Linked DNA regions of Homo sapiens: regions 2 and 3 are each linked to region 1. Evidence: chromatin loops called from intact Hi-C (ENCODE). Cell type or tissue: K562. All regions are shown on one strand.

Region 1 (8,000 bases):
CAGCCTAACGTTTTATATTCGGCTCCTAACATGTTCTGGCACACGCCCTGGAATTCAACTTGCATAATGTCGAATGATGCTGTGAAAATCCGCTTCATAGACACACAATGGAAATTAGGTACTTTACATGGTAATTTTTAATGGAACTATTTCAAGAGAAGGGTAAGAGAAAGTTAAAGGGTATCAAGAATAAAGCAAGTAACCTGGTAACTGAGAGTTAAAAAAAATGGATGAAGAAGCCATCAAAGATTATAGAAAGGTCAGGAATATGGAGCTTTGAAAAATGGAGAGGTAACATAGTATAGCATCAGAATTCTAGATCTTCTGAAACTCGCAGATTAAAGATTTAAGAAGGCTATAAATGAGGTAGAGGTAGGATTTGATACAGAAAATGATTAAGATATAAATAAGAATCTCAGCATAGGCAAGATGCTGGTAGGGGGTATATTAGAAATGCTCAGGAGTGGATGACATGAAGAGGGGGAAATGGCAAGTTCAAGTCAAGGATAACAACTATTTTTGGCCTTGGGAGAAAAATAAAATGAGAAAATCTGAAGGAAAAAAAGAAGCAAAACCAAATCATGATCAGGCATAACTGGAAGGTAAATGACATTCTTTAAAAAATGAAGAACAAATTGACAAAGTTTAGGGAGATAACAGATTCAAACTAGGAACTAAAAAAGGTATCTGCCTTGAAATAGGTTTGAGACCAATATAATCATCATATATTCTCGTGAGAATCCATGGGATTCACTGGGAGATCCAAAATCAGGATTAATTGCACTCATGAAAGAGGCAATGAGGCAAGACTGGGAAATATTTTAAAAATTATAGAAAAACGCACCAAAAAGAGAGCTGTGCTTTGGAAATAAGGGCATGCATAATATAATCCAAACGGTATCTTACTCCTGGAGGCTCACCTCACCATTAAGGTGTCTGAGGCTCAGCTTTTAACAAGTATACTTCTTCTGATCTTCTAATTAGAGTGTGTTCATGAGAAACAGAAGGATACATAAGGACTTAGACAACATGTTAAGAATAGATTGCAATCATTCCTGCCTTACCAATTAGAATTATTTTTCCAGATCTCCTCATTAATTATAAAAATGGAAATTATTGTACTTGGTGCTTTACAATAAATATTCAAGCAACTGGAGCTGTAAAATATAACCTGGCAATTTAAGTGATTTATTACAGCAGCGTAATGCTTGAGACATTTCTATTAGCTGAAAACCTGAAATATTTCTAGTAAAATATTTAACCAAAAGAAGGTCTCTTTAGGCCAAGTAAAACCAGAGCACTTGTAACTGAGAAAGGTGGATTCGTCCTCTTCCTTCTGTCACAAAAATATCATCAAAATTACCTTTTACCATATTCCATTATATAAATAACACAACTTTGTATAATGTTATACATAAAAAGAATAGGAAAAATGAGAACTGAGTGCTAAGTGAATTACTTCCAGTCATTAGAAGAAACATAGATTTAGTAACATTGTGTCATTGTAATTGTTATGTTATGATACTTAGGTTTCTCATTAAATGATACCCATGTGTGGAATATTGTCCTAAGAACAAAAAGTGAACAAAATAAAGTAGTAAAATGAGCATTTTAAAATGACCCTTTTTCACCAAAAAGGTGTTATTAAATTATAGGTAATTTTCAATGCATTAATATTTTTGTGGTTTCTAATTAACTTTCTTTAATGGAAAAGTACTATATCACCAGAAATCACACATCATTTCAAAATTCATTGATAGTTTATACTTATTACTGCAAGATGTAGCTGACCTGGTCATTTTATTTAGTTGAAAAGAAAACAATAAAGCCAAATATAATTTTGCATGAGTCTATAATGAAAGTGTTTTGGAATGTGTAGATTTAATTGTACCCAATCTAACAACATCAGGCACAGTTTTCAACTACAGGGGGAAAAGGCAACAACCCTGTCTCTGTACATGGCCTCCTTCTTATGGGAAAGTCTTGCTAGAGTCTCACAATACAGACTGCATTTTACATTTCTTTTGATATTGACTTAAATAGCTTGTTATTGACAAAGGAAGAAATAGGTCAAAGAAACCGTTATAGTCACATCAAGCCTGTTCAGGGCTGTAAGGTTTCACTAATTGTGCACATTTCTCCGAAGTGAACGGTAGCAAATCCAGCCCTCACCACATGCTCTCTGGCCTGCCTCGTTTTGTATTGAGCCATATTTTAAATTACTTGTCAATATTTATAATTGGAAGGTGTCACTTGAAAAGCCTAGATTTATGGATCCTCTTTAAAAATCAGAGATGGATCCACATTCCCCCATGGGCTCCCTCTTTCTGTAAGGTACTTGATCACTTTCGTCCCAGCCCTAACTATTCCTTGTTGTCCCTCCAACACTGAAAGAACATCGATTGTCCTTAAACAACTTTCTAGCTCACACCCATTTTACTTCTCACATTTATGTCACCTGCCTGGCAGTGCATGTGTGTTTGATGCCCACTCTACGAGCCTGGAGGATTAGCTTTGTCATGCCTTATTCCTCGACCCACGATCATTTCCTAGAGTCTAAGTCTGCATTATCTTCCAGATACCATCTCTCAGTGCTTGGAATAACTTTGAAGATTTTTCTGTCTTTTACGTTGTAAATTTAACCTGCACAGTGAAAAGATGTGGATTTATTTTCATTCAGCTTCCTTACTTAATCCATTCCTTCCGTTAATGTTCTGTTTTATATTTTTAATATCCTTATGTCCTGCATGGGAGGTGAATTCCTTTTAAATTAATATTTTAATTTATTTAGTCTCTATTTAATTTTGCCTAGTCCCAAGGTTATTGCATATATTTAGATTTTGTCTGCTTTTCTTTTCAAAAATGTTATCTGTTTCTTTTCCCTAACCATTGCTATTTTAACATGTGTTTGCTATGTTCCTTCACTGAGACTCCTAAACATACTTATTTTAATGTAATTTTCAGCATACTATTATTTGTCTTTCTTCCAGAGTGAATTAATCTCCTGATGTTTCTGTTTTTATTTTATTGACTGTCTTTCCTAGCTTTGCTTTTCCTTATGATGCAGGAATTTTTCTGAGCCCCTTTGCTGGGCTCGCGGTAGAAGACCACCGCATCTACTCAGCGCACCTAGCCGCGCCTGAGGGCAAGTCTCTGGCGCGAATCCCACAGCCACTGTGACTGCGGTGAGAGGCAGCATGTGAGTGAGCGAGTGCGGGGTCTGGCCAGCTGCTCCCAGCATCAACATAGGAGCAGGCTCCATGTGCGGCCCGCGGCCAAACGAGGTGTCACCCCAAGGGGAATGTGGTGACCCACTCAGGCAGGGATGCCCGTGACCCCGAAGCCCCAGAGGGGGTGTCACAGTGTGCTAATTAGCTCTTTTAGTTCTGCTCCCCACAGCCCAATGGACAGTGGTGTGTTAGCAGCTCAATCAGCCCCTTGCCCTGCTCTAGTCCACGGCTGCGGGACTACCTCGGCCCCGCCACTGCTTCCGGTGCATGGAGCAGCTGCCCTCTGCTGGCAAAGGCAGAGGGCCACAGTGTTGCAGCCTTTCCAGGCACCCATGTTTGCTGGGTCCTGAGCTCTTGTCCCACATTCATGAAGAATGAGGTCATGCTGACAACTGAAGGGTGATCAGGGCAGAGAATTTTATTAAATGACAAAACAGCTCTTAGTGGAGAGGGGACAGGAAGGTAGTCTCTCACCTGAAGTTGGGTCATCTCCCCCAGTATGGCTGAGTCTAGGATTTTTATACTCATAGATGGGGGAGGGGCGGGCCAAAGGTAGTATTGGAAAACGTAACATTCCATTGGTTAAAAAGCATTATTCAGAAAGAACCAATCAGGAAAGGACAGGCAAACAGGAACGGAAGTTCCCACTCTGGGTCACGTTTTTCATCCGGAACCAGCAGTCCAGTCTTTCAGCCTTCAGGCTGTTTTTGACTTGAAGGTGGGATATCACAAGGGACCGGCCCCTATCTGCCTAGGCATTTGACTGCCTCCTGTCACTTATCACTCATATGTTTAAATTTTTATTTTGTTTTAGGTAAGTTTATATATCCTTTTTCTACATTTGGGTTTTTTTTTTTTTTTTTTTTTGGCATTTTCTTTTGCTTTAAGGGTACTCTTTATATATTAGCTTAATTTGCCCATAGTGTGGTCAGGGGCATGGTGTGTTAGCACTTCCCCGAGTGTGTGCAAACCGGGCCAGGCTGTGACAGCACCTGGGCTTGGCCCCAACCGCACTCTAATATCAGAGTGGGCTCCTGGAGTGGGGAGAGGCCAGGCAGTAGGAACAGAGAGGGCTTTCCTGGGCCCGGAGGGTGCAGACTACAGAGATGCCTGGGTCCTGTGCCTGGGAGGGCGGGACTCCTGCCCACTCCATGGCGCATGCAGGCAGCCCCGGCCACACCTCCTTACAGCCTGGGGTTGGGGCTCCAGGTCCTCACTGGGCCCCTCTCTGTCTGCCCTTCCATGCCTGACTGGGCTGCTCCCCTGCAAACAGGTGGCTTAGCCTGGCCCCATCGTGGCAGCCCCCAGGGCAGGAGGCTCTGGGAGGTCTCCCACTTGTCCCTGGCTCCCACCGGCAGTGTGGAACATGGCAATGCCCCAGGCCCAGCTCTGCCTCCTTCCTGCGTCCTCCTCACAGCAGCCAGTGTGATGGCAGTGGCTGCCCTGGACGGTCCGCCGCTGCCATCATCAGCATCTCTGAATCTAAATTGATCAGAAAACACTCTCAATCACATAGTTGGTCTCATTTTAAATTTAATTATTTATTTTATTTTTGTGTAGAGACAGGGAGGGTCTTACTGTGTTTCCCAGGCTGGTCTCAAACTTCTAGCCTTAAGTGAGCCTCCCACCACATCCTCCCAAAACACTGGGATAACAGGCATGAGCCACTGCACCTATAGATAAAACTATAGATTTAAAATATTAAAATAAAACTATGGATTTATTTTAAATATTCTCTTTTGTCCTAGAACATCAAACCTCTAAAAGCCTTCCATATCCTCACTTTCAATTGTCTATATCCTATGTCACTAAAGAAACAGAAGCAATCAGAAGAGAACTTCCATTAGCTTCCTCTGTCACCATCTACCCACCTGCATTGAGCAAGTTAAATCTTATTAGTGTGCCTCCTCCAGAGAAGTACTTCTTCAGTGGCAGTGTTTTAATGATGTAAAGAAGTCTTTATTAATCAGAAAGAAATCTTACAATAAATAATTTGGGAATGCAAATGTCTTTATGATCTCATACAATTTTATTATTCCACCATAAGTACTATTATTTTAGATCTTTGAGATCACTGATAAATTACTTAAACATCATAGTATATTACAAAGTTGAAGTGTCAGTCGCTTCGTGAGCCCCTGATACTGTCTTCAGCATTGCCCTTCTTAGAAAATTGATTCATTGACTGTTTTGACCTCATTGATCTTGATATATCTCCAACATAATTTCAGGGATGCATTATAACTGAGGCTGATTTGAAATTATTTTCTCTTAAATAGCATCACAGAATGAACCTGATATTAGGAAATCTATGACATTAAGTAACATTTTTTAAAAGACTTTTTACATTCATCCCTCAAGAAGTAGAGCGCATGTCCTTTTTCTAGCAGCTGCAAATGACAACCTGCACAAGTTCAACAATCCACAACTATATACATGGCTACTATGCATGAATCTGATGACTGCAAAGGATTGGAAGAAAAGTTATAAATAGGTGGTCAGGGAAATGTCACCTTAGTTCTGAGACTATAGAAAAACTTTTCAGCTGTACCTGGAGAATGTAAAAACTACTGCTTAATAAATGAGTGTTTAGTCAAGGAGAGAGGGTTTTTCGTTTTTCATACTCTACTTGATCTTAACGGGCTCTTTTATTTTTCAAGAGTAGTCTATGATAACTTACTTTGGCATTCTCTCCTTGAGAGCTAAAATTCTGTAACTCTATCAAGCTGGTTGCTTATTGCTCTTCTGTGAATAGCATACTCTGTCCAATCTATTTCAAAGGACAATACTCCAGGCATAACATATGATGCAAATATAATGTGGCGATCTGACTTTCAAGAGGTATTTCCTAAGAAGCACGTTTAAGCAAGAGCAGCATGCCACAATCAGCCCTTGTATGTATTATATGAAACCGACTTAAGTGTTACAGAGTAAAGTAACAAACTTAACTTTCTCAAAAACAGATCATATCCCAAAGATTGAAAATATCTTGTTCTCTACAACTTTTAGCTCATAAGCTCAATTCTCTACCTTTCCCTGAGCATGGTTTGATGCTCCTTAGACCCCAAATGGAGAAGAGAGTCCTTCTTTCATGGTTTCAGCTCCACTTAAGAGATTCATGGTAGGTGGCTTAGTCCTACTGCTACAACAAAAATACCCCAGGCTGTGTAATTTATAAAGACAATACATTTCTTACTCACAGTTCTGGAGACTGAGAAGTCTGAGATCAAGGTTCCAGTAGATTTGGTGTCTGGTGAAAGCCTGATCTCCGCTACCAAGATGGCACCTCGTTACTGCATCCTCACACGGCAGAAGGATAAGGCAGCTCTGTTCAGCCCCTTTTATAAGGGTATTAATCCCATTCATGAGGTTGGAGCCTTATAAAATGACTTGTTTCACAAAAGACCCCACTACTTAATAATATCAGGTTCCAGCATGTGAATTTTGGGGGGATGCCAATATTCAGACCATAGGGACAGGTTTCTCCCACTGTTCCAGATATCAAACCTGGAAATGTACATTGTATAACACACCCAAGACCAAGAGGATAAACAGAACTAAGGAGGTATATTAGGAGATCCTCATTCAGGCGGGGCGTGGTGGCTCATGCCCGTAATCCCAGCACTTCGGGAGGCCAAGGAAGGCGAATCACCTGACATCAAGAGTTTGAGATGAGCCTGGCCAACATGTTTCTACTAAAAATACAAAACTTAGCTGGGCGTGGTGGCACACACCTGTAATCCCAGCTACTCAGGAGGCTGAGGCAGGAGAATTGCTTGAACCTGGGAGGCGGAGGTTGCAGTGAGCCGAGATTGCACCACCGCACTCCAGCCTGGGTGACAGAGTGAGACTCCTTCTCAAAAAATAATAATAATAAATAAATAAATGTTTAAAAAAAAAAGATCCTCATTCAGTGTGTCAAACATAACAATCACCTGATATAACTATAAAGATAGCAGTCAGCCAAGTTATCACAAAGAATTTTTAGGCAATAAACAACAACAGTACCAAGCAAAGCATGATGTGCTTTCTAACATTCCTCCTCAAGACCTAGCCTCTTCCCAACCCCTTAGATATCATCACATATGTGTCAGTAGCAGTCACTCAATGACAGCATCTCAGAGTAAATTCTGACTCCTTGCTGTAAAAATCAGAACAATTTTCCCTACAGCGGTCAAAATGTTTGCATCTTCCTCTCTACATATCAGAATCAAATCTCTGGTTCAGGTCACACTCATCTATCTCATAGCTGAATGACTGTAATTTTCTCCACTGTGAAAATCATCTCTTTGGTCTTTCAGTTCTGCTTGACTATGTCAAAATCTTACTGGCTTCCTTTGGACTTCTGTATTAAATTCCATTTCCGCTCCCTCGGTTTCTTTCTGTTTACTCAACAGCATTACAGCACTCATCTAGCCAGGCTTTGCCACCTGCCCCTTCGGTTTAGAGCAGCAGTTCTCAAATGTTTTGACCTCAGAACTCCTTTACATTTTTAAAAATTAATGAGAACCAAAATGTTGATGTGTGTTCATTCTATCTATCACTATTCATTATATTAAAAATTAAAATGGAGACATTACAAAAATATCTACTTATAAACCCTTCACATGTTGACATAAAATATTTTTATTAAAAAACTATTTTTTCAAAACAAAAACAAAGCAAGAAGAGTTATATTGTTTTATATTTATGCAAATCTCTTTAATGGCTGGCTTAAGAGTGTTGGATTCTTATTTCTGCTTCTGAATTCCATGTGGCAATGTCTTCTTT
Region 2 (8,000 bases), 130 kb before region 1:
TAAAAGAAGAGATAAAGTCATTTCCATTTTGCTGCGTTCAGAAAATAATTTTCCTACCAAAAATAAGACTCTTGTCTAAAACAATACTAACCTGGACAAAATGTGGCTGGTGGCTCCATGAATCTAATAGCAAAGATTAGAGATTCCTTTGAAATTGATAAATTATCAAATTTATGTATGATGCTTCCACATTTATGTTTAGGTAAAAAATGGAAAGACTTTTTTAAGAGAAAACCAAGGGTTAAAATTGAGTTATTCTATAGAAACATGTTATTTTAAAACATAACTTGTAATCATTTAAATAGCTGAATCCCAACAATTTTAATTTACAAAATTATTTATCTTGTAAGTAACTATGATTATTTTCCCTAGACTTCCAACTGCACTTTCAACTAGATGTTCAGATATTAGCTAGTGCCAACGTTTCGTATTTATAAAATCGCATGCACTCTGTTGCCATTTAGCGTAGTGAATACCCATTTGTAAACAAAGTGGTGATACATTATGATAGCCAAAGGGCAAAGCTTTACCTGAACAGAGATTCATCATCTTTTAATGCAGCACAGCTTGCTACTTGCAATATCATCAAGCACTCTGAAAGGTTCTTGTCAGAGATTGATGACCTAAACAGTCACTGAAACTTAATAACAGCGTTAACAACTGCAGGTCGATCTCACACACCACAAAATAGTGCTTGTGTTTTTCTCCATGCTTATTTTTAGCCAAGTTATATCAACATTTTGACCAGAGAAAATGTTGGACCAAGTTACAATTTTTTATTATTCCGTATTAGTAATCATAGACGGCATAGAGGTTGCTGTATTAGCAGTACCACAGCAAAAATAATTCACTTGCAAAGCAACTACAAAACATTATGCAACAATTCATTAATGGGTTTATCCAGGTAGCTTTACATTGACTCTGTGACACACGGAAAGCACTAAATGGAAATCTAGAGAGAAAATAATATGATGCTGGCCAGTATGTTTTAATGGTAATTATGTCCAAAAAGTTTATGAAATATTTTATTCATGCCACTGCTAACAGATACCTATGAGATAACTGTATCAAAAAAGATGATTTTCTGGTTGTCTTTTTCTTTTTCCAGAAAATGTTTTGTTTCCTATTATCAATTTGATAGTTTGATGAAAGCATATTTTGCTGGAAGGTACCTCTACTCGAACTAAAAAAAAAAGTCCATGTATATTTTATGTCGCTGATTTCAATAATTTCACTGAGAAGTATTAGAAGTAATGGTGTGACTCCTACGAACCAAGCATTATTAGTTAAAGACACAACTTCTGCAATGCTCCAAAAGCAACTGAACTGTAAACACCATGGATGATTCACAATCAGTTCATAACTTACTATTTTTATCCTTTTTCAGAGCTCTGTGCATGTACATAAAATTCAAGAGCACAACTGAATAAAATACAAATCACTGAGTGACTATTTAAAATTTAAATTTTGTTGTGAGCATTATCAACAAAGGCGGGCCATTAAAAAGGTTATTTCTTTACCGGTGAATTAATGATACAAGGACAACCAGTGTAAACTATTCTGCAGACAGGCCAATAATGAAAACATAGCTAAAGCAGTAAAGCTTGCCAACTACTGATGAGACTCAGGAGAAATTTCTTAACAGATGTTTCCCTGAGCAAATATATACTTTGCCTACTCTGATTATGATGGCCTTGAGAATTCGTGATTTGATTCAACACTCAGCTACTCTTCAGCAGCCTCATAAAAATATGATTCGTACAAAGGATATATTCTATATTTTCCCTTCCTAAGAACCAATATCTAACATATTTATAGTTCTCAGTCCCATATGGTGAAGCAGTGGTCCAACAGCACTGTTTATAACAGTATAATTAAGGTTGTGTCAGCATTTTATTATGAAAGGAAGGAGGCGAAGCCTTTTTGGATTTTTTTCTGTTTTCATTTTATAAGCTTCCCTTAGTTGAGTGCCCACTGACTGCAATAATCTGCTTTGACCTTTCATTTGCTTCCTGCTAAGATTTTTTTTGTTTTGTTTTTGTTTTTGTTTTTATTTTTGTTTTGAGACGGAGTCTCGCTCTGTAGCCCAGGCTGGAGAGCAGTGGTGCGATCCGGGCTACTGCAACCTCCGCCTCCCAGGTTCAAGCGATTCTCCCACCTCAGCCTCTGGAGTAGCTGGGACTACGGGCGCCCGCCACTATGCCCGGCTAATTTTTGTATTTTTAGTAAAGACGGGGTTTCACCATGTTGGCCAGTCTGGTCTCCATCTCCTGAGCTCAGGTGATTGGCCCAACTCGGCCTCCCAAAGTGCTAGGATTACAGGCGTGAGCCACCGCACCTGGCCGAAAGAGACAAAAAAAAAAAAAAAAAAGCAAAGCAAAACAAAAAAACAGGAAATTGTTCCTGATAGATACTTTAACCTTGCAGGTTCATGTCTAATCATTATTATATTCTGCAGATTTCTTTCTTTCTTTCTTCTTTTTTTTTTTTTTTTTTTTTTTTTTTTTTTGAGGCGAAGTCTTACTCTGTTTTCCAGGCTAGAGTGCAGAGTGCAGTGGCGCAGTCTCGGCTCCCTGCAACCTCCGCCTCCCAAGTTCAAGTGATTCTCCTGCCTCAGCCTCCCAAATAGCTAGGATTACAGGTATGCACCATGATGCCCGGCTAATTTTTTGTATTTTTAGTAGAGACGGGGTCTCACCATGTTGGCCAGCCTGGTCTCGAACACCTGACCTCAAGCGATCTGCCTGCCTCAGTCTCCCAAAGGGCTGGGATTACAGGCATGCGCCACTGTAGCCGGCCAAGACTTCTTTCTAGAAGGAACATGAGCAGGAAAATATTGGGGAGGTTTGTGATAGCAATAAATGTATACAGAGAAGAGTGAGGGGGTCACAATTGTTGAGTCTCATTATAATGCCTATCTTGGGCATCTCTGCATTTTTACTAATATCTATTTGTGTGTATTAAAGCCCTAGTAGTTTTAATCCTTTCTTTCTAAAAATCTTCCATTGTCTAATTTTGTATGCAATGAGAAATATTAAAATATGCACTTACTAGTTGTGGGACTTTGGGCAATTTGTTTAATTGCGCCTCAACCTCAAATTCCCTGAGTATTGAATGTAGATAGTAAGAATATCTACTTCATCAGACTGCACGGAAATTAATCATGCATGTGTTCATGCTCAGTGCCTGGCATAGGATTTTCACCCATATCCTCTCCATCCTTACCTACTATGGCTCCATTTTAGTTACCACCAAGGTCTCCCCATTCTGCAGCTGCCTGGCTTAAAGTGCGGGTATCGAACTCTCTACCCAAAGCCAATCCTTTTTAAACATTCTGAACTGTTCTTTTTTCTTTGTATTCTAACACAAGCTACAAATTAACCACATCATGGTTAATTTGATGAATACATTATCCTCTAAGATTAATAAATTATCCTCTAGGCTCTATGAAGGGGAAAGACCAAGTCTATTTTACTGACACGGTGCCTCATGCCTGGCATAGAGGTATGTGTTTCATAAAATATTAGTCTTTAGCTATCAAATAGTTACGACATTATGCACAGTTACACAACTACTTAAATGAGAATAATTCATCTTTGAAACTAAATTCAATTTCTGATAAGGCTTGTAAGTGAAAAAAACAAACTGGTTCTGATTTTTTTTATCTTAACAGCTTTTACATGAGTCATATTAGAACACTCCACTTTCTTTTCCTTTTTTTTTTTTAATGCAGAGACAGTGTCTCTCTATGTTGCCCAGGCTGGTCTTGAACTCCTAAGCTCAAGCAATCCTGCTGCCTCAGCCTCCCAAAGTGCTGGGATTGCAGGTGTGAGCCGCCGTGCCCAGCCAATACTCACACTAAAACTGAGAGACATGTACTGTTACTATCAAGATGTACTAATCAAGTTGCCTAAACACAGTGAATGGCAGAAAACCTAAAATCCGAGAAACCTTGAGCCAAAGAAGAATTCAGCACACCTCTCTACACTGCCTTGTCATAGCTTGGATGTGTTACTAAATGCCTTTTATTGCTAAACCAAAATTGTCCCCACCCCTGCTCACTCCTAATTTATATCTGCAGGATCTCCAACACTACAGTGGCATCTCTTTTCCAGCTCTTTTTAAAAGAATAATTGCGTTTGCATAATTAAAAAGAAGAGGTATCTGGCTGACTAATATTTTCCACTTATATTTTGAATATTATGCATTTTTAGGTCACCTAAAAATATGAACCAACAATTTCTTGTACAATTTACTGAGAGTCCAGTGATGATTTGGCTGTACCCAAAATTTATCAATGGCAAATAACCAACGGAACAACCTTTCACCAGAATGTTGCAATCACTAGCACATATTCTAGGCTTTATTAATCAGGTATTTTTTTTCATTTGTATTCTCAAATTTGACAGGCAACAGATTCAATAACATAACCTCTAGAAAACTAGCATTAGTACATTGTTATCCCAGAATCTAAATATTTCATTGTGTCCTGATAGACAAGAACATTCAGGTCTTTCAAGTCAAGGATTTCCCTCTTACCAAGAGATAATTCACATGTGCCATCCTCCCTCACCAATTGTAACATTCTCAGAGGTGGAAAGCTGCCAGAGTCATTAACCGGCTCTGCATTATGCCATTTCTCTTGCTGTCTAACCTGTCACCTCCATGCCTTCTGCAGTCTTTCCTCTCCTTCAGACTCGCTCTCAGACATACGTATCAGTAACTGGTGCCTCGCCTTCCTCCCGCCGCCTAACAGGCTGCTATTCTGCCATCGCCCTCCTGGGAGCGCTGCTGGACCGTGAGCCCGCTCTGGATGTTTCCCGCTGAGTTCCTGCCAATCTCCAACCAGCCCAGGTTGGAGCTGTTAGAGCAAGAGTGTCTGCTTTTAACCAGTGCCATAGGCCATGGATTTTACTTCTGATTCTAAACGACAGCTTGTTTATATAAGATACAAACGTTGGGCACCCTAAAGGTAGCTAAGTTCTTTTTTCTAGATGGTAGTTTTGCAAAGAACATACATTATCAATGCAAACCTATTAGTCTTAGCTCTTCGTTATACAGGACAAAGTAAGCCTCCTTTTTGACTAAATTTTATTAAAACGTTGTTGCTTTTTTGCCTTTTAATTCATAATATTTTAAATACACATGAAATAGTAAAGAGTTTATTAATTCTATCATATAATTATGTATTAATAAAAGTTTACATCTGCATTTCACTGCATGAGAAGTCCTCATAGTAAATATTGTCCTAAATATCTAAATACATGTTTTTTAACATTTACATAGCCAATGAGCATTGTGTAGCTTTAAAAAGGTTCCTTTTGATAACTTCCATCAGCGATACTGTGAAGCACTTAATAGTGTCTCTGTCACGTCTTTTCCTTTTCTTCCTAGTAACACACAGTTTCTAAATTTGCTTCTTTTACATATCATATTTATTTACAGCAAAACATTTTCATTTTAAATACTTTTAAATGTAAATATGGTTTCTGTTGTCCACATGGTATCTGTGATACAAATGAGCTAGTTGAAGTAATCAAGAAAACATCTGTTAAAAGAATAAATATTCTTTTATAAATGTGCTATGTATTATCATGACTATCTATTGCTATGGAAGTGCAAAAAGCAGACTAACATTTCCAAAACATAAATAGGATAATGTCACATCCTTGCTAAAATCTTCCAGTGACTTCCTATTGAAATTAAAAGTGTGTAAAATTTTGCATGGTTTACATTGTGGACGTGATATGCCCCTCTGACCCCACTCTCCAGCCTCTTCTTGCTGTGTCCTGCGTTCCTTTTCCCTGCCCTGCACCCAACTCCTAAGCTCTCACTGCGATGCACTTCCTCCAGTTCCTTCAACAGTATAAGGCTGCGTGCACCTGCTCTGCCTCGGCCTTGCACAGTTTCCTTTATCTAGAATGCCTTCCCCGCCCTTTCTTGGCCAACCACTCCCCTCCTTTCAGGTCTCAGCTTAAATGTCATTTCATCAGAGTCCCATTCTGACTTTCCCTCCACTGCCGTCTCTCATAACACCCTCTGCTGCTCTGTCACAGCACCTGTCACATTTGTGGGATTTGGTAGGCATTTGTGTGAGTAGATGTCTCTCATTTCCACTAAAGTTGAAGTGGGGACCATAGCTTACTGTAAAAATTTGGCTTGTAGACAATGGCTAATTAGGCTCATAATGGCCCTCTGCTAACTTTTTGGCTCTATTTTTCTCATATGTAAAGTGTGATGATGGTTCAGTGAGTATATGTACATATTGTTTTTATATACACATTTTTATATATGACATATATACACATTTTTATATATGACATATATACACATAGTGTATATCTTTGGAAAAATTACGTTTAGTAATGATACTGTGAAACACTTCATGGTGCCTATCACATATCTTGTCACATACTGTGTGTATATAATATGTATATGAGAATATATATAAATATACATGCATCATTTATAAAAGGACCATAGTAATTATTACGCAAGTGCTTACTTACATGGTATTTTGTTCATTACCAAATGTCCAATGGCTACCACATAGTAACCTTCAAAAAGTATCATTATCTGAATTCGTGAGTGAAAATATTTTCCTTGTCCTTATAGGAAACTAGATACCAAACATTTCCAGTCCACTGGGACAAACATCTTAATTTTCTTGAGAGTTGTGGAATAAGAATAGCAGTGAGAACAAGTGGAATGGGGAATGCAGAGGACAGACCTTTGAAATCCGTTTCTGTTCTCCCTTGCCATTCTCTTCTAAACTTCAGGGTTCAAGGCAAATCTGGTATATAATCAGGTTATGATCTATGATGGCTATTTAATGCACTTATTTATCAAATATCTTTTGACTACCCACTATGTTCTAAGCATGATTCTGTCAGAGATATAAAAGAGAATGAAACCCACAAAAATTCCTGCCTTTGCAGAACACGCCTTCAGTAACAGTGGAAATTGAATGAGACACCTTTAGCTTATTCCCATCACTTTGTGGATTTCTAAAGTAAATGTGATGGAATATCTTGAAACCCCTCCCTGGAAAATTTCAGACCTATTTAGTCAAGGCTCCTAAAGGACTCTGGAACTTCAGAGCTGAGGTCTGGAAGTACAGTCATAGAGGATCTAACTGAATTAATGAAGCATTTCCCAAAGCGTACACTGTAGTGATGGGTGTTACCTCAAAATGCACAGTCCATGGACAAGTATGAAGAACAATGGTTTAAAAAAGAAGCTTTTTGATAATTATTATTACAGGTTTTCTTGCTTTGTTGTGATTCACTTTATGTTAACTCTGGGACTTTCTCACTAATATATCTATTTAAATACCAGTTCAGTCTTTTCCTACTGTGTGCACTTGGGCAAATTACTAAACCTTCCTCTGTTTCAGTTTCCCCATCTATAAAATGGGAATTATAACAGTTTTTCCTCATAAAATTATTCAGGATTGTATGAGTCCATACATGTAAATTGTTTAGTACAGAACTTGGCACATGGTAAGTACTTAATAAATGTTAATTTTATTATTATTATTTGTTTATTCATATTTATTTATTTATTTGTTGGAGACAGGATCTCTTGCTCTGTAGCCTAAGCTGGAGTGCAGTGGTGCAATCGTAGGTCACTGCAGTCTTGAGCCCCTGAGCTCAAGCAATCCTCCCGCCTCAGCCTCCTGAGTATCTGGGACTACAGGTGCATGCTGTCATATCCAGCTAATTTTTAAATTTTTTGTAGAAACAAGGTCTCACTCTGCTATCCGTGCTTAAACTCCTGGCCTCAAGTGATCCTCCTGTCTTGGCCTCCCAAAGTTCTGGGATTACAGGTTTAAGCCACAGTCCCTGGCCAACATTTGTTAGATGTGTCCTGATTACACTGATAAAGACTTTATTACAGAACTTGATTTCTATAGAATATCCTTGAGAGATATTGAACTTCATCAGGACATTAAACTTTCTGAAAAAGCCAATGAGGTCCATTCTGGCAACTTCAAAAAG
Region 3 (8,000 bases), 170 kb after region 1:
AATTGTGGTTTTTGCCATTGCTTTTAGTGGCAAAAACCACAATTACTTTTGCACCAACCAAATACTAAAATAAACTTTTTTCATTATATAAATTTGATACCATGATATAGACTTAAGAAATCAAACCTTAAAAATATCTAGTTCAAATGGCATACTATTATAGTAAATGATGTAATAATTTTAAGCAATTAAACATTATCACTTAACCATATTCTCCTACATGATTGGCATTTTAATGCAAGTAGTGTCAGTTAAAGAGAAAAGTTCTTTTGATAAAAGCTCTATTGATATAATAACTAAAGTCAAAGTTAATTCTAAATAGTAAATAAATCGATCAATGCACATTTATTGGGGGTAATTCTGTGTTTTCTGCACAATTCCAGAGTTGCGGAAGATAACATAATTCCCTTTCGAAAGCAGAAAGAAAAATACAAGGGAATTTCTAATTAAATGATTGATTATATGGCATAAGTGTATTTGCTATAGAAGTTAAGAAGAGAGCTATGAAAGCGGGAATGAAAATTTGAACTAGCAAGGTTAGATCAGATTTAAATGACTGGAAGAAAGTAGGAAAGATATTTTTGGCAAACCTAAAAGCTGGGATTGAATGTGTGAGGCTCTGAGGTGAGGCCACTCTGTGAGTACAGCTGTCAGTGTATGTTGAAGTGAAGCAGGATAGGGGCTAATGTGGAGAATAGGGCTAAGTTATAAAGAGACCTGAAGGCCATGAAAACAAACAGAGGTAGGCTGGGCGTGGTGGCTCATGCCTGTAATCCCAGCACTTTGGGAGGCCGAGGCAGGCAGATCACCTGAGGTCAGGAGTTCAAGACCTGCCTGACCAACATGGTGAAACCCCATCTCTACTAAAAATACAAAAATTAGCTGGGCGTGGTGGCGGGCATCTGTAATCCCAGCTACTCAGGAGGCTGAGGCAGGAGAAACACTTGAACCTAGGAGGCGGAGGTTGCAGTGAGCTGACATCCTGCCATTGCATTCTAGCCTGGGTGACAGAGCGAGACTCTGTCTCAAAAAAAAAAAAAAAAGAAAACAAACAGAAGTAAGAACAGGTAGAGATGGGCAGGGAAACAAAACATTTCTTGGTTGTATTGTACAAATTATAATCGGTAACATTCATTATTAGCTTAATTATTAGCCGAATATTGTGCTAAGAATTTCACATAAATTACATAATCCTCATATCAACCTTGTAAGTTGGTATAATGATTGTTATTTTAAAGATGAGAAAACTGAGACACACAGAGAATAAGTCACTAGGCGATTATACACAGGTAGTATATGGAAGAATCAAGATTTAAAGTCAGGCAATTTAGCTTCCAAATTTCTATACTGAGATACTTTACCATCCAACATCGCGAGGAGGCTCTCGGCCTAAAAAGTTACACAACCCTATGAAAGAGGTATTATTATCCTAATTTTCGAGTTGATATACTGAGTGTCCACAAATTACTACTATGGCAGTTAAAATGGAAATTTCTACTTACCTGAAAGCACAATACAGCATTTACTCTGAGTTCAATTGCAATAAAAGGAAAATATTTAATCAATAATTTAATCAGTATATAGAGACAGCAATACTGTGTGCCAAACACCGTTGGTGGTACTAAAGATATAACTTGGGGACTTTGTAATTAACTAAATATTTTGTTATACTTATTTCTTCATTTATCTATATGCATTTTATATGCTCAGCTACTAATATTTTCTTTTTTTCATTATTTATTATACTTTAAGTTCTGGGATACATGTGCAGAATGTGCGGGTTTGTTACATAGGTATACATGTGCCGTGGTGGTTTGCTGCACCTATCAACCTGTCATCTAGGTTTTAAGCCTCGCATGCATTAGGTATTAGGTATTTGTCCTAATGCTATTCCTCCCCTAGCCCCCCACCCCCTGACAGGCCCCAGTGTGTGATGTTCCCCTCCCTGAGTCCATGTGTTCTCATTGTTCAACTCCTACTTATGATTGGGAACATGTGGTGTTTGGTTTTCTGTTCCTCTGTTAGTTTGCTGAGAATGATGGTTTCCAGCTTCATCCACGTCCCTCCAAAGGACATGAACTCATGCTTTTTTATGGCTGCATAGTATTCCATGGTGTATATGTGCCACATTTTCTTTATCCAGTCTATCATTGATGAGCATTTGGGTTGGTTCTATGTCTTTGCTATTGTGAATAGTGCTGCAATAAACATACATGTGCATGTGTCTTTATAGTAGAATGATTTATAATCCTTTGGGTATATACCCAGTAATGGGATTGCTGGATCAAATGGTATTTCTGGTTCTAGATCCTTGAGGAATTTTCTTCTGTCAACATTTACTTTGGTTTATTCTGAATTTCAGCCTAACCATTCCCTACCCTTATGCTTTGAAGACAAGACAGGAAACAGGTACCAACAAGCACAATACCAGTGATGAAAATCACAGTTGTAAGTTTCCTCTGGTGTGGAGCCACCTAGTGAAAGTAAAAGCAGATTGTTAAATATTTCAGAAGTTTGATGGCTGATTGTTATAGTTTATAGTTTATATGTTATAGTTTATAGATTGTTATATAGCTTGAAATTAGCCATCACAGGGTGCATCTACATCACAGAAATTGGCAAACATTACTGACAGTATGATTGATATATATATATATATATATGCTATTAAATGTGTATATATGTAAAATGTGATATATATGCTATTAAATTTGTATATATATGCTATTAAATGTGTATATTATATATGTGTGTGTATATATGTGCTATTAAATGTGTATATTATATATGTGTGTGTGTGTGTGTGTGTGTGTGTGTGTGTGTGTGTATCTGTTCTATTTTCAGTGGCTCGCTGCACAGAACTGCCAGGGAAGAAGACTTTTTATTTGGGTGAAGTCAACCAGAGGGATGAGAGCCAAACCTCAAATCCATCTCTCCAAATTGATTAAAATTGGTGTGTTGACATAGTGGGGGGGAAATATAACTACATGTGGGAAACAGGAATTAGAGGAATTAGGGAAGGGTGAGGAAGCAATCACGATTGATGGGGGCTCTGGCTTCTCCTTGTCTGGGTGCCAGGATCTGGTGAGTCCCTTGCCTGAGGTTTGGTTTCCTGAGGAAGGAACCCAGAGGAGACAAATGTTAAGTTTCAAGTTTCAAGATCAGGAGGATCAATCTCTATGTTTATTGAAAAAACCCCATAAATATCAGTTCTATGGGAAAATTGGGCCAGTTTTATATAAATATGTGTAATATGTGTACGTATAATTTTGAAGTGCTTTAGTAACATAGTTGCTTTGTTCATTTATTGATTCCATAAATACTGAATATGTATACATATTGTAAATATGTCATCTGTATACACACAGGGGCACACACACATATAGGTTTTCATCCATTGTTCCTGGCTCATAACTCCCGTAGCCTTTGTAACAGTTTTTATAATGCTGTGGCTCTTTAGGTCTCAAAAAACAGAAACTCTCTCTCTGACCTTCTCCTATTCTCCTGTCAGCAGCCCGAGACAGGACTCTAATCTTCTTTCACCATTCTGATTGTGGGTTATAAGATCCTCATTTCAGAAGGGGTCCTGGCCCTTAGCCTGGAAAAAGGAATACAGCACAGAGAAGCCAAAAAGAATCTGGACAAGCCTTGCTGGGTTTCTGTTCAGCCTATTAGTGTTAGAGAATACCCTTTTTGTCCAATCATACTTCTCCCTGGTGGTCAATTCTGTCTATGCAGTGAAGTCTCCATTAAAGGCCCAAGAGGACAGGGTGCAAGAGAACTTCTGGATAGCTGAATATGTGGAAGCTGAGAGGAAGGTGAACAAGAATTCATCTATGTGCTGGGAAGTGGTGCACCCCAACTCCAAAGGGACAGAAGCTCCTGTGCTTGAGACCCTTCCAGACCTTGCCTTGTGTATCTCTTCATCTGGCGGTTTATGTGTATCCTCTAAAATATCCTTTGGCATAAACTGCTAAACATCATAAATGTTTTCTTGAGTTCTATGAGCCGCTCTAGAAAATTAATTGAACCCAAAGAGGGGGCTCTGAGAGTCCCAATTTGAAGCCAGTGCATTAGAAATTCTAGAGGCTGGGGTATGCTGATGGGAAGGAGGGGGTGGTTTTGTGTGACTGAGCCCCCAACTTGTGGGATCTGAGGCTGTCTCCAGATAGTGGCTGAATTGAATTGAATTGGAGGGCACCCAGCTGGTGTCTGCTGCAGAGCTGATTGCTTGCTTAGTGTGTGGGGAGAAACCCCACACATTTGGTCACAGAAGTCTTCTGTGTTGCTTGTGGTGATAGAACAGAGGAAAAACAGTTTGAGTTTTTCCACTATCACAAGTACAAATGAGGGCTTTTTTTTTTTTTTCAGTCTAGCTGCCAGTACACCACTGCCCTCCTCCTTTGTGAGATCTTTGTAGGTTCTATTCTCATTCTTTCAGATGCCTGGTATATTTGTAATTTGCATCCTGTTATTTGTATCTTTTTTTCCTATCAAAGAGAGCTCACAAGAATGGAGAAGGGGAAGGGAATTAATATTTCCTAAGCATCTGCTGTATATCAATTACTGTGCTTAACTGTACATATTATTTGATATTCATGATAACTCAGTGAGTTAATTATTACTCCCATTTTCAGGCTAGAAAACTGTGACTTAGAAAGGTTAAGTTACATTTCTGTGGTCAAACATATAAGAACTGAAGTTGAGGGCGGGCACAGTGGCTCACACCTGTAATCCCAGCACTTTGAGAGGCCGAGGTGGGCAGATCAGGAGGTCAGCAGACCAAGACCATCCTGGCCAACATGGTGAAATCCCATCTCTATTAAAAATACAAAATTTAGCTGGGTAGGGTGGCACGTGCCTGTAATCCCAGCTACTCGGGAGGTGCCACTGCACTCCAGCCTGGGCAACAGAGCGAGAGTCCTTCTCAAAATAAAAAAAAGAACTGAAGTTGAATTTCTTATATGTGACTTCAAAGTCCACAGTCTTTCCAGCTGGTGAATGTGTCAGTAATTTAGGCTTCTGGGTTTGTTTAGAGTGGCTAATTTTGAAATGCTTTAGTAACTGTTTTACATAGTTGCTTTGTTCATTTATTGATTACATAAGTACTCAAGAGATATGGCCGGGTGCGGTGGCTCATGCCTATAATCCCAGCACTTTGGGAGGCCAAGGCAGGCTGATTATGAGGTCAGGAGATTGAGACCATCCTGGCTAACATGGTGAAACCCCGTCGCTACTAAAAATACAAAAAAAATAGCCGGGCATGGTGGCGGGCACCTGTAGTCCCAGCTACTCGAGAGGCTGAGTCAGGAGAATGGCGTGAACCCGGGAGGCAGAGCTTGCAGTGAGCCGAGATCGCGCCACTGCACTCCAGCCTGGGCGACAGAGCAAGACTCCGTCTCAAAAAAATAAATAAATGAAAAAAAAGAAATAACTGGGTCCCCATCTGACAATGAGAAGCACATTTAATGCCTTAAGGTAGGAATGAAAGAGGCAGACACCTGAACAGAGAGAGCGGGTGTGTGGAAGGCATTGTTTCCTAATCACAAGCATTTGAAAAAGGCTTTTTGGGGAAGCAAATATAGGCCTCTTGACGTCCAAGAAATCCTACTGCATTCCTATTCCAGTTAAGGCTGAGCCTGGAAACAATGTTTAGTACCTGTTCTCTTAAAGACCTTTCATACCACTTCAGCTGTAAGTTAATAATGGAGTCTTTGTATAATAAAAGAGTAAAAATAGACTTGTTTTTCTATTACATTTTGTTTTTGGTTAGGGAGGAAAAAAACGTGAAGCTGTATCAAGGTTGTATTTGTCCTAATAAATTTTGCTTTAGATTCATTGACGTTCAAAGGCACAAGTCTCCTAAATCTCAGCTCTGCTATTTGTTACCTACTTATTACATTGCACCTGTTGATAACTAGCTCAGCTTTTTGGCCCCACTTTTCTCATCTATAGTTTCACTACTGTATGAATACTCACCTTACAAGGCTGTCTGGCTATAGATAATGTACATAGTCTCTCCAATCTACTTTTGTACCCAACTTCTATCACTTTCCTGTGGAATCCTTAATGTTAGTAAAACTTTTCTCCTCACTACGCTTTGATCAGTCCTTTGGGATTAACTTTCCTGAAATGCCTCCTTTTCTCTTTGTCCCTTCAGTCTCCAACCCGAAGGCCCAAGTCAAGTTTAGTACCCTCCCAAATCCTTCCCAGTCCATGATATCTGCTTTAGATCTCTTCTATTCTCTTCTGAGTTTAGACTTGGTCTTCCTTTCCTTTACCTATTTGTAATTATAAACCATCATTAGCATCTCTTGTAGCATTGCTTTGTGCGGTTACACATATCTTTCCCTTTTCTTTCCAACAAGATTTTAATTACCTAGAGGTTGGGGTTGTTATGTTTCTTCACATTTCTCATAGAGTGCAACACACCTGAACAGTCTCAAACAGCAGCAACATTAATATGTACTAACATTCATAATCCTTCCATGAGCATTGCATACAGAACTGTGCACAGGGTGAATGTTTAATAAGTATTGCAGTAATTACTTATTACTTCTGTGTTAATTGTAGTATGTTCCGAGGATCCAACCTCTGCAGCACTTTTGCTCAGTTTCTTGACCTGCATAAATTCCCAAGAAAATTAACAAAAAGTTTGTTATGGTCTGAACTATGTCCTTCCCAAGTTGATAGGTTGAAATCCTAACCCCCAGTATCTCAGAATGTGACTGTATTTTGAGATAGGGTATTTGAGGAGGTAATAAAGGTTAAGTGAAGTCATTAGTGTGGGACTGGTGTCCTTATAAGAAGAGGAGGTTAGAAGACAGGCACATACAGAGAAAGGACCATATAAAGATACAGGGAAAAGACACCTATGTACAAGCCAAGGAGGGAGGCCATAGAAACCAACCCTACAGGCTGGGCGCGGTGGCTCACGCCTGTAATCCCAGCACTTTGGGAGGCCGAGGCGGGCGGATCACAAGGTCAGGAGATCGAGACCATCTTGGCTAACACGGTGAAACCCCGTCTCTACTAAAAATACAAAAAATTAGCCGGGCGTGGTGGCGGGCGCCTGTAGTCCCAGCTACTCGGGAGGCTGAGGCAGGAGAATGGCGTGAACCTGGGAGGCGGAGCTTGCAGTGAGCCGAGATTGTGCCACTGCAATCCGGCCTGGGCTAAACAGCGGGACTCCGTCTCAAAAAAAAAAAAAAAAAAAAAAAAGAAACCAACCCTACAGACACCTTGATCTTGAACTTCGATCCTCTAGAATTGTGACAAAATAAATTTGCTGTTTAAGTCACTCAGTCTGCGTGTGTGTGTGTGTGTGTGTGTGTGTGTGTGTGTGTGTGTGTGTGTGTTTTCAGTCTGGCAAACTAATACATCATCTTAGAAGAGCAAGTTTGTCTGCATCTTTTCATTGTACAGCCTGCTTCCCTTTGGATCTGGCCCTTTCATTTAGGTTCTGGGAGGAGCCAATGAGTTCAACTGCTTAGTAGTTTGTTTTGTTTTGTTTTGTTTTTTTGAGACAGAGTCTCGCTCTGTCACCCAGGCTGGAGTACAGTGGTGTGATCTTGGCTCACCACAAGCTCCACCTCCCAGGTTCACGCCATTCTCCTGCCTCAGCCTCCCGAGTAGCTGGGACTACAGGCGCCTGCCACCACACCCCGCCAATTTTTTTGTATTTTTAGTAGAGACGGGGTTTCACCGTGTTAGCCAGGATGGTCTTGATCTCCTGACCTCGTGATCCATCCACCTTGGCCTCCCAAAGTGCTGAGATTACAGGCATGAGCCACCATGCCCGGCCTTAGTGGTCTTTTTGAGAGAGCACAGAGAGGCAGGAGACCATGGTGGGTATGAATGGATTGCTCTGCAGTCAGACTTTTTTGACTTTGAACATCAGTTTAATCACCTGTTAGTTGTATATTCTTGGGCAGATTAATAGATTTCTTGTTTTTGTTTTGCTTTTTTTTTTGATTCGGAGTTTCACTCTTGTCACCCAG

The links. A loop is a pair of places that touch in the nucleus more often than their neighbours do. Peaks named below come from ENCODE experiments on the same cell type or tissue, not always from the same donor. Only the 100,000 strongest peaks of a DNase experiment are listed, where the experiment ranks them.
Region 2: it touches region 1 in a loop (6-fold over the local background); 2 of 110 quality-filtered maps call a loop at or near these places.
Region 3: a loop joins it to region 1, with 3 times the contacts of the local background. A loop is called at or near these places in 3 of 110 quality-filtered maps.

What each region holds. Positions count from the first base shown.
Region 1 is chr4:177,377,611-177,385,610 of GRCh38, forward strand. LOC105377558 (a long non-coding RNA gene) reads right to left here and starts at 3,744. Exons shown (of 3, transcript XR_007058384.1): 1 at 3,705-3,744. RefSeq lists an enhancer at 3,365-3,659. In K562, a CTCF peak has its summit at 3,525 (motif pointing left); a DNase peak (open chromatin) is centred at 3,511.
Region 2 is chr4:177,245,498-177,253,497 of GRCh38, forward strand. The region is part of intron 1 of LOC105377557 (a long non-coding RNA gene); the gene reads right to left. Among named protein-coding and RNA genes, the nearest start is that of NEIL3, 60 kb to the right of the region's middle. In K562, a CTCF peak has its summit at 4,786; a DNase peak (open chromatin) is centred at 4,784.
Region 3 is chr4:177,544,498-177,552,497 of GRCh38, forward strand. All of the region lies in intron 1 of AGA-DT (AGA divergent transcript), which reads left to right. Among named protein-coding and RNA genes, the nearest start is that of AGA-DT, 100 kb to the left of the region's middle. In K562, a CTCF peak has its summit at 3,713 (motif pointing left); no DNase peak of the experiment used is centred here.